2 separate regions of the Homo sapiens genome follow, and region 1 is linked to region 2. The links are chromatin contacts, found by Hi-C or POLR2A ChIA-PET in ENCODE. All regions are on one chromosome and are shown on one strand. The core of a region is the stretch at or near the end of the contact, and the rest is flanking DNA. Distances in the headings are between cores, read along the strand shown.

What was found. Hi-C counts contacts between places; a loop is a spot of excess contacts on that map. ChIA-PET counts read pairs that join two places held with the same protein, here RNA polymerase II (POLR2A). Pooled maps may share reads with other maps.
Region 1: a loop to region 2 is called in a map with no recorded cell type, with 9 times the contacts of the local background. The contact joins the enhancer-like site here to the promoter of RERE-AS1 in region 2. A Hi-C loop is called at or near these places in 8 of 37 single-sample maps with no recorded cell type and 12 of 50 pooled maps. POLR2A ChIA-PET finds 5 or more read pairs at or near these places in 9 of 52 experiments (A673, CD4-positive, alpha-beta T cell, K562 and 6 more).

Annotation. Positions count from the first base shown.
Region 1 is chr1:8,601,828-8,606,987 of GRCh38, forward strand. All of the region lies in intron 4 of RERE (arginine-glutamic acid dipeptide repeats), which reads right to left. Among named protein-coding and RNA genes, the nearest start is that of SNORD128, 110 kb to the left of the region's middle. RefSeq lists enhancers at 2,153-2,252, 2,563-2,702. Within about 2 kb of position 2,149, at least 5 of the 41 ENCODE cell types and tissues checked have a DNase peak (open chromatin) inside an H3K27ac peak, as active enhancers do; they include A673, where a contact is called at or near this core.
Region 2 is chr1:8,422,591-8,427,928 of GRCh38, forward strand. It overlaps RERE-AS1 (RERE antisense RNA 1), which reads left to right and starts at 2,055. Exons shown (of 4, transcript NR_125999.1): 1 at 2,055-2,111. It overlaps RERE (arginine-glutamic acid dipeptide repeats), which reads right to left. Exons shown (of 23, transcript NM_001042681.2): 12 at 137-217. RefSeq lists silencers at 855-1,194, 1,505-1,644 and an enhancer at 5,173-5,338.

The DNA of each region.
Region 1 (5,160 bases), core at 899-3,398, 180 kb after region 2:
ACAGCTGCCTTTTTAGGTCCTTCTGCCTTTCCATCCAAACTATCCATCGTTAACAAGGCCCTATGGCAGTGCAGCAGCGCTCTCCATTCTAATCAGGCATCGAAGAGAAACTTCACTGTCTGTAGGCTGCAACCAAGGGCAGCAGCCTCACAACAAAAGTGCACCCTTTGTGTGGCAATCATTTACCTGTTGTAAAAGCACAGTACCCTTCTCTCTAATAAAAATTCGAAAGGCCAAAAATCAGCATTACATAATGGCCAAACATAAAGAAATGAAAAGCAGTCTGGGTGCGGTGGCTCATGCCTGTAATCCCAACACTTTGGGAGGCCGAAGTGGGTGGATTACAAGGTCAAGCGATCGAGACCATCCTGGCCAACATGGTGAAACCCCGTCTCTACTAAAAATACAAAAAAATCAGCCAGGCGTGGTGGCGGGCGCCTGTAGTCCCAGCTACTCGGGAGGCTGAGGCAGGAGAATCACTTGAACCTGGGAGGTGAACGCTGCAGTGAGCTGAGACTGCGCCACTGCACTCCAGCCTGGTGACAAGAGTTAGACTCCATCTCAAAAAAAAAAAAAGGAAAAGAAAACATAATAAAACAGCCTCACGCTATGTTCACTGGAAAATTTATATGCATGTATATGTTTTATAAGTTATAGAAGCCCATAAGAATTCCAATAGTTCAGGGGAAAAAAAAAGAAAAAAAAAAAACTAAACTTGAGCTATATACCGATGTCTACCCACTAAAATTACTAAAACTATAGCCAGGAATACTTGTTTGGTTTCGTGCCCCTCTCCTTTACAAGGGAGGTAGAAAGCAAGGTGGAGAGACACCCAACAGTCACTTCCGTTTTAAAAAACAAAAACAAAACCAAAAAACTTACACACAGCAGATTTTTCTGGCTAGTATTGGCCAATCTTTCTCTTGACAGTATTAAGTGCTATCCTTTGTGTTAACAGTCCCATGCATTTAATTTATTGGTTTAAAAGAAATATTTCTTCATCTGATTAAAAAAAAAATCAATCTGACTTTTCTGTCTTGTAATTAAAACAAACTATCAATACAATGGATAGGGGGCAATTTCTCTGAACCAGGAGCTGTTCCAGACACTGGGGACAAAAAGGTGAATGAAACACAGCCCCTTCTCTTAATCTAGCTAAGAGGACAGACACGTACAGAGGCATGATGTGAGAATGATGCTGGCTGACAGTGCCTCTCAGGCAGAAGCGAGAGATGACTGGAAGTGGGAGGTGGAGAGGAGAGGCTCACTTTTATTTTTCATTTCAATGTATACCTTAATATTTTTAACATCCATTTTTGGAATTACATGTTTTACAACTTCATTAATAGAGTTCAGAGGCACAAGATTTTGGCTCTAAGTTTACATATAACTAAGTAGTACTACCATAATTATCACAAGCTGGTAAATAAACAAGATGGCCTCAATGTGCCAAGGGCACATTTATGCCAAACAAAGGCAAAGTCACTTCATGGCAAGCTGTATTTACACTGATGGTTTCTGAGTGGCAATAACTGAAAGAAAAGCAACAGGAAAACCGAGTCATTACAAGGAATCCAGCCGTCTACACAAACCAGGCACCATCCCAGCATCCAAGAACATGGGCCATAAGGAAGCAGTAACAGTTACATCACAAGCGGCTACTTATTTCACAACATCATCGCCCAGTCTATTAAATTAATGTTGGTAGTCAGAACTTTATTGGTTTTGTAGTTTGGTTTGAAATTAATTTATAAACTGCCTTTTATAGCTGCATTAGGGATATAAGCACACAAATTATACCTAATTTGTGTATTGGGGAAGGGAGGAAATTAAGTAATATAGAAGAACACAAAAACTATTTTTGAAGTAAACATACTCAAGTTTCAAAAACATGAAAGACCCTGGAACTGCATCAGAAGTTCCACATCCTCAACGTAAGCAACATAAGGAGGAGACCCTGTCTTTACAAAAAATTTTAAAATTAGCAGGGCATGGTGGCCCGTGCCTGTAGTCCCAGCTACTCAGGAGGTTGAGACAGAGAGGCCGAGGCTGTAGTGAGCCCTGAACATGCCACTGTACTCTAGGTGGGTGACAAAGCGAGACCCTGTCTCAAAAAAAAAAAAAGAAAAGAAAAAAGAAGAAGTTCCACATGCTGCAAAGGACAAGATCAGATCTACTTTTACACTAGTTACTGGAGTTGGGGACAAGCCTTCATTTGCTAATGCTGGCCATCCATCAGAATCTCCTGAGAAGTGCTTCAAAGGAGTATGGATTCCTGGGTTTGACTCTGGAACAAATGAATCAGTATTCTCATCTTACATGTGAAGACAGTGGGACTCTGAAAGATTAAGTCACCTGATCGTACAACTAGTCAATGGGTAACCAACATGATTCAAACCGATACTATGATTTTAACAGTAAAAACGTGAGGTTTTTTAACTACCTCCATGATCTGGGGGAAGGGTATACTGCAGTTCCCTGAACTACTCTTTCAACTTCTCTGTAAGTCTGAAATTATTTTCAAATAGAAAGTTAAAAACAAAAACTAAAAAGAATAGACAGCAGGCTGAGACGTGTTAAGAGGTAGAGGTGGGATAGGAAATGGAAAAGGATGAGGCAGAGGCCTCTGAAAGGAGGGCAGAGGCAGAGCTCCATCTCCACACAGAGGAGGTCGGCTGGTTTTCAGTTTTGTTTTGTTGTGGGGGAAGAGGAGGTACCAGTCAATAGCAAGCTGAGGAGTTTAAAAAAAGAAGGAAGGAAGGAAGGAAGGAAGGGAGGGAGGGAGGGAGGGAGGGAGGAAGGAAGGAAGGAAGGAAGGAAGGAAGGAAGGAAGGAAGGAAGGAAGGAAGTCCACATATCTGTAAGGTGGGCAATAAAGGAACGATCTTTCTGTATTTCTCTACATTACAAATTCAAACTAGCATTTACGAACTTGCCAAAAAAAAACCTGTTTATGTTTATAGAGAAATGCATTCTGAAGTCCAAACAACTGACCACACAACAATTTCTAAACCCTTCCACTACTACATAAAACATCTGCTTCTGTGCTAAACTTTTGTAAGGCACAGTTTCTGCTTCAAGAAAATCTGTGATGCTTGGAATTGAGGTTTATCTTACTGAAGAAAAATCTGAAGAAAAGTGTTTGCCACCCATACAGCTGATAATTTTTTGTAATCCTAATGGATCAGTGGGAAATTGTACCACGAAATCTCTTGTCAGTCAATATAACAATGTCTCTAACTAATTTCAGTAAAGTGAAATCTACAGTTATTCCCTTGAAAAACAGGACAAATCAACTCTTTCCCAACTTTTTTCTTTTTTTTCCCGCAAGACGGAGTCTCGCTCTGTCGCCCAGGTTGGGGTGCGATGGCATGATCTCACTGCAACCTCCACCTCCCTGATTCAAGCAATTCTCCTGCTTCAGCCTCCCAAGTAGCTGGGACTACAGGCACATGCCACCATGCCCTGCTAATTTTTTGTATTTTTAGTAGAGATGAGGTTTCATCGTGTTATCCAGTATGGTCTCAATCTCCTGACCTTGTGATCCACCTGCCTCAGCCTCCCAAAGTGCTGGGATTACAGATGTGAGCCACTGAGCCTGGCCTTCCCAACTTACTTTAAGAGGTAACTAAAGGACGGGTGCGGTGGCTCACCCCTGTAATCCCAGGGTGATTGGATTGGGAGGCTGAGGCGGGTGGATCACCTGAGGTCAGGACTTCGAGACCACCCTGGCCAATGTGGTAAAACCCCATCTCTACAAAAAATACAAAAATTAGCCAGGTGTGGTGGCACGTGACTGTAATCTCAGCTACTTGGGAAGCTGAGGCAGGAGAATCACCTGAATCCGGGAGGCAGGTGATCATGCCAAAATCATGCCATTGCACTCCATCCTGGGCAACAGAGCAAGACCCCATCTCCAAAAAAAAAAAAAAAAAAAAAAAAAACCCCTAAAAAAAGTGATAATAGATTATCTCCATTACTGGCAGCAGAAAACAAATTTAAGTGTTAAATACCAAACTTTTTTTTTTTTTTTTTGAGACAGCGTCTCACTCTGTCACCCAGGCTGGAATACAGTGGCATGATTATAGCACACTGCAGCCTCAGCCTCCTGGGCTCAAACAATCCTCCCACCTCAGCCCTAAAAGTAGCAGATAACTTTTGAATTTTTTGTAGAAACAAGGTCTTTCTTTGTTGCCCAGGCTGGTCTCAAACCCCTAGGTTCAAGCAATCCTCCAGTCTTGGCCGCCCAAAGTGTTGAGATTACAGGCATGGGTTACCACACCCAGCCAATACCAAAGTTTTACATTACATAGGTGAAGCTAGTATCCAACTATTTTCCACCAATTACCATGTAATATGGTTGAAATTACACGACCTTTCAAACTTCCAGATACAGGTGACAAAGAACATTTTTAATATAATTTCTATTTTCAAGATTTAAAAATTCTATCTACTTTTAATGTCTACCTAGCTGTCACCTCAAAAAATTCAAGACAGATTCTAAATTTTAAAAATTTTCCAATTTATGTTCCAGGAAATTTAAGTGAAAGGGAGGAAAGCTATAACTAAAATTTACTAATGGCTAGTAGTACTAATATACATACTTTAAAAAAAAATTACCAAGGAATAAATATTTAGGATGCTCCAGAGAAAAATTATATCTGTAAGCAGTTTCAATCTCCTCATTTTATGAATGTTTTGGTTACTTCAGCTATTAAGTTTTAATCAAGCTAAAAAATAGGCCTTTTTCCTTCCATCTTAAGAATGTCAATGGGATGAGGAGGGAAAAGCCAAAAGGTGGGAGGAATAGAGTAACAAACTTTTAATCAGCTAGCATGATTTAAAGGACACACACTTCTGTCCTTTAACACAGCATGTTTCTTGAAAATAGGTTACTAGTTCCTAAAAAAGAACACAAAAGCTATTTACAGGCTGAAAATCTAAGATTTTCTATTCTCAAATTTTCATTTAGAGAATACATTTTGGGACAAGAGGGAAAAACTACATTCATTTTAAGGGGATAGGAAAAGTACCTGATACGATCTAATCGTAAAACATGAGATCAAAGATAAGAACTGAAAATGCAACTTCCAGGCACCAGGCATAATAATTTATATAGACTCTAAAAAAGGATTAACTTTAAGTGTATTACTTCAACTT
Region 2 (5,338 bases), core at 805-3,304:
GGAGAGAATTCTGGAGGCCAGCCCGAGTCTGAGCACAGCGCAGGGTTAAAGGAAACCATTTCATAAGATCAAATGTGGAGAGGCAGCAGGAGCAAAGAGGAAAAAATCAAGTTACATAAAGTCCAATTGTACTCACTGTTTCCTTATTGGGAAGCAGCTCCTTTCTAATTCTGAAGAAGTTCTTCCCGTACTGCCTGAGTCCCTTAACGAAGCGTTTCTGTGATAAAAAGAAACAAATGGGATGTAAAAACCAAAAACAAAACAGGATGTCAGCAAAGCAAAGATATCTACAATCAGCAGAATAACAACCACAAAAAAAGTCTCGGCTAGGGAATACTGCCGAGGCTCGGAGAGTATGTCAGCAGCTCAGCTGGGACCCACTGGCCAGGGCAGGCCCCAGCTACCTTCATCAGAACCCCAATCCCACCCACCACGCAGGGCAGCGCGTTTAAGAGAAGGACGTCCTGCGTCTGAGGCTAAGAAGCAATCTGTCCCCCTCTTCCACCAGGCACACATTCTGGTGCACGAAGGTATAAATATGCTCCATGTTTTAATAAAACACAACTGCTTTCCCACCTGAGAACCAAGCTTCCCAGAAGTGTCGAGCAGAAAGGGGAAACAGAACCAAACCCGGTGACTCTTCTCCAGAAGGGAACCCTAGGGGGTTAAAAGGCCGCTTTCCTTAATCCAAAGAATTTGCCAGGAGGCACCGGAAGGCACCAGTATCACAGAAGCCCACCGGGAACACGAAAGCCAGCGGGCCTGCCCCACCGTCCGTCATTAAAAGCCACTCCGAGACACCAGAGAATAACCAGCACCCCTTCCGCCCTCCCGACGCCACTCGCCGCCCCCATCCATTTTCGCAGCAGACTCGTCCCTAACCCCAGCCCGGAGACTTTCACTTTGTCCCATGCCTCCCGAGCACCCCTCCCCGCCCCGGTGGGGGCAGCTCCTGGCTCCGAGCCCCCACCTCGGGGCTCCCAGCCTGGTCCCGGGCGGCCGACCCCAGCAGCCACAGGTAAGCGCCCGGGGTCCGGGGCGGCAAGAGGCCGTCGCCTGTCACTGGGCTCCGGCTCCACAAAGCGCAGGGCGGAGGCGGCCGCGGGTGGCTCGGCGTGTGACCGCGGCGGGGCCGCGCGGCGCGGGGCCCGGGGGGCGCGGGGCTGGGGCCGCCGCTGACGGGGGAGGAGGCAGGAGCGCGGCGCGCAGAGCCCGGCGCGGCCGCGGGCGGCTGCAAAAGGCGGCCTGGATTGCCGCCGCCCTCCTGTCCGCCAGCCGGGGCCCCGCGCCCCGGCCCCGGCCCCGCCCCCGGCCCGACCCCCACCCCGAGGCCGGAGCCTCCAGGGCACCCGGCGCTGGAATCTGTGTCCTCCTTCCGGACAGGAGAACATCAAGGCGGTAAAGCACAGAAACTTCCTCCCTACCGCAGCAAGCGTGGGGAGAGGGCGCCCACAGGGCTGGGGCCCTTCCCAGGCTGCTGGGTCTCCAGCCCACGTTCCGGATGGACGAAGTCGGCTGCGCCCCGGCCGCACGCCCTCCGCCCCAACCCCGCCTCAGCTGCGAAACGGGGGGCTGGCCCCGACGCCCCCCGCGGTCCCTTCCGGCCCGCGATTGTGGGCGGCCTCTCCCTGGCGGCCCAGGCATTAGCCTGCACTTCCCCGGCCGCCGCTTCACAACTAAATCACCGCGGAAGCTTCCCAGCCAATAAATCACCTGCCCACCGGGCAGAGGGTCCCTCCCACTCCCTGTGTTTGAGACCCGCCAGGCGGATTCAGTGAAGGGCCAGACTTAGCCTTTTAAGACCAGTCTGCAACCTCCTACTCCAGTAGTGGAGGCTTTGCGTTTTTGAATTTCACCCTTGCTGAGATATGACTCATCATTGTCAATTTTCAATATAATTCATACAGTTCGAAGGGAAAATCTCTCAAGGCACAAGAAAGCAGCAAGCTCTCCTCTAGTGTGAGGAGTGACCTTTGTTACTTGACAAAAGTATCGTTTATATGATCAACAGGCATCCTACGCTGTGTGCACACAGCATATCACCGGGAGAGACGGCACGGAAAGATGGCCCTGCCCTCAAGGAGCTGCAGTCTGCCCAGGAAGGCAGACAGGTAAACAAACCAGTCCTAGGGCCTGCAAGAAAAGCAGCAGAGGAACAAAGGGTGGTGGGTGAAGCTAGGAAGAGGAAGCAACTTACTCTGCTTGCTGATGTCTTAGAGGAAGTGACAAGGAAGAGTGTGAGCCTGCCAGGTGGGCTCCAGCAGGGCTTCCAGCAGAAGTCAGCCAGGAAAAGGCACAGGGAACATTCTGGGAACTGCAAGGAGGACAGGGTGTGCAGAATGGAGTGCCAGCAGATAAGACGAAAGAGGCAGGCAAGGATCCGGTTGCAGAGAGCCCTTCAGGCCGCACGGAAGAGTTCCTAATTGTAGGCTGGCAGAAAGGCTGAAGCTGGAGCTTTCCATGAAAAGACTGGATGAGGACTGTGCCAGTGGCAGTGTGGCCTAAGTGTAGATTAGGGACAGACCAGTTAAAGAGGCTGCTGACACAGTTCAGGTATGAGATGAGGACCTCAACTACTGGCACACTCCACCTCAGTAATCAGAATTCCTGCCGCTTAATCCATTCTTCAAGTATTCAGGTATTTACTGAGCACCTAGCTGAGAGGGGTCTAGGAAGATAATAAAGGTTGCCATGGACCTTTACTGAACTGTGATTCATTTTTGCACGTAAGATAAGTATGTGTGAAGTCATTACAGAACATTCTGAGATGTCATCTGGCCAAGCATAAAGAAGTGAGGTGCAGCTCATCAGTGCAGCAAGGGACCCAAGAAGGCTAGACTGCAGTGGTCTGTAGTAGTTCAGAATGCCTTCGCCAAGGCAGTGACATCAGCGAGATCACAAGGGGTGGGCAACTATTGCAGGGGTGGGAGGTGGCTTGGTGACCGGGCCCTCCGTGAAGGTCAGAGGTGGAGAATGGGAGGTGGGTTACAGGGGACAGTCTACACAGACTTGGGGCGGGCAATCTGGAGTGAGCCAGGCTGTGGAACGCCAGGACCATGCAATCGGAACGTGGGCTTGATACCAAGTGACATCTAACAGGTCCAGTAAAAGAGGCCTACACAATAAAGGCAGCATGTGAGAAAGGCTGACTCTGGAACATCAGGGTAAGGTGGCAGAGTTGGACAAACAAATTCAGATCCTGTTTCTTCCATTTATTGTGATGCAATCCTTTGAACATCATCCATTCAACCAATAGTTACTAAGTACCTACTATATGCCAGGAGCCTCATATATATTAATTCGAAATCTTTACAACCTAAGAAGAAGTACAATTATTATCCCCATTTTACAGACAAGGAAGCTGAGGCACAGATAGGTAACTAGATCAACTCCTCAGAGACAAAGCCAGAATTCAAACTTAAGCCCCCTCAAATCCTCAGAGCCACACTCTGTAAAATGCAGGCAGGCGTCTACAGTGGTAACTATTTTCTGTTACCATTTTCTATGAGTCTGTACTTTCCTCTTCTCGGGTCCAATGTCAAATCATAAAGTCCTCAGTATTCTTCCTAAGAAGTGTCTTTCAGCCGGGCGCGGTGGCTCATGCCTGTAATCCTAGCACTTTGGGAGGCTGAGGCGGGCAGACCACAAGGCCAGGAGATCGAGACCATCCTGGCTAACACAGTGAAACCCCGTCTCTACTAAAAATACAAAAAATTAGCTGGGCATGGTGGTGGGCGCCTGTAGTCCCAGCTACTGGGGAGGCTGAGGCAGGAGAATGGCGTCAACCCGGGAGGCGCAGCTTGCAGTGAGCCGAAATTGCGCCACTGCACTCCAGCCTGGGCGACAGAGACTCTGTCTCAAAAAAAAAAAAAAAAAAAGTGTCTTTCAACGCCCTCCTTTCCTGCTCATGCTAGTGGCAGTCCCAGGCCAGACCTTTATCTCTCTTTCCTAATAACTAGGCTATTAACCATCTCCCCCATCCAGCCATTTAAAAGCCTCTGCCAAGGAATTTTTCCCAACTATAGATTTCATCCTGAGTCCCACTTTATCTGGCCCTTAGCCCCTACCTAAGAACAGCATGGTGGTCTCTGCAGGACAGTGTTTACACTCCTTAGCCCTGAATTCAAGGCCCTCCAGGATCCTGGCCCTGCCCACCTTTCCAGCCAGATGTCCAGTAATGCCAACTGGCCCACACTGGGGGACCTCTGTCTCAACTCCAGAATCTGGGTAAGGCATCTCCACGTTCACCTCAAAATCTCTCCTACTCCCAAATGAAACCAGATGTCCAGTTACTCTCTCATTAGTTTATTTATTTGTATAAGGCCTGCTTACCCAAAAAGTCCATAAACTCTTAAAATAATTACATCTTACACCTAGTGCCTCCATATAACACTAGGCAGTTGATGCTCACCACATTTTTTGTCTCCTTTAAAAATTATTTATTTATTAACGATGAGGTCTCACTATATTGCCCAGGCTGGTCTCAAACTCCTGGCCTCAAGCAATCCTCCCGCTTTGACCTCCCAAAGTGTTGAGATTACAGGTGTGAGTCACCGCACCCGGACAAGTGAAACCAACCATGAGATGCTGAGGGCCTGGGCTAGGGTGGTCACAGTGGAAATGGACTGTTGAAAGCCAGAAGGTCCATTTTGAACTCTCCTAACAGAGCTGACCTCTTGCTCCATGATGCCAAACTCTCCTAGTTTTGCTCATACCACTTGGCCTAATTCTCTACTCAACCTCTAAATGCTGGAGTCTCCCCAAAGCTTTGTCCTAGGGCTTTCTGCTATATATATCCTCTCCCCATATGATCTCCACTGTTCCCTTGGCTCTAAATATCTTTCGAGATTGTCACTGGTATTTCTAAGACTAAATCTATGGTCCAAGTCCACTGGGAACACTCAACTTGAACGTTTCACAGGTATCTCAAACTAATTACTTCCAGAAATAGGAATTTGACATCTGGTGGTGAACACAGACCTACCACAGCTGTCAATGTATGTCAATATAATGCTATCAAGAGCAAAAGCACCCTTGGCCCCACTTTAAAAAAAAAAAAAAAAAAAAAAGGAAGTAAAAGCTTCATGTGGCCTGTACTGTTACTTCTCTATGGAAAGCCACAAGGCCTCAAAACCAGCAAAACATCTGCTTCTCAGAGACCAGCCTTTAGCTTGTGGTTTACCAGAAATGTAGAGTAGCCCTGAAAATCGAAACAAAGACGACCACTCACAGTAGTCAATGATTGGAAGGGGTCACACGTGAAAGAGACTTCTGTTGCGGCTGTCTCCTTTCCCTCTATAAATTCATCGCTCTTCAAATGAAGACCCCGAAGTTTTTA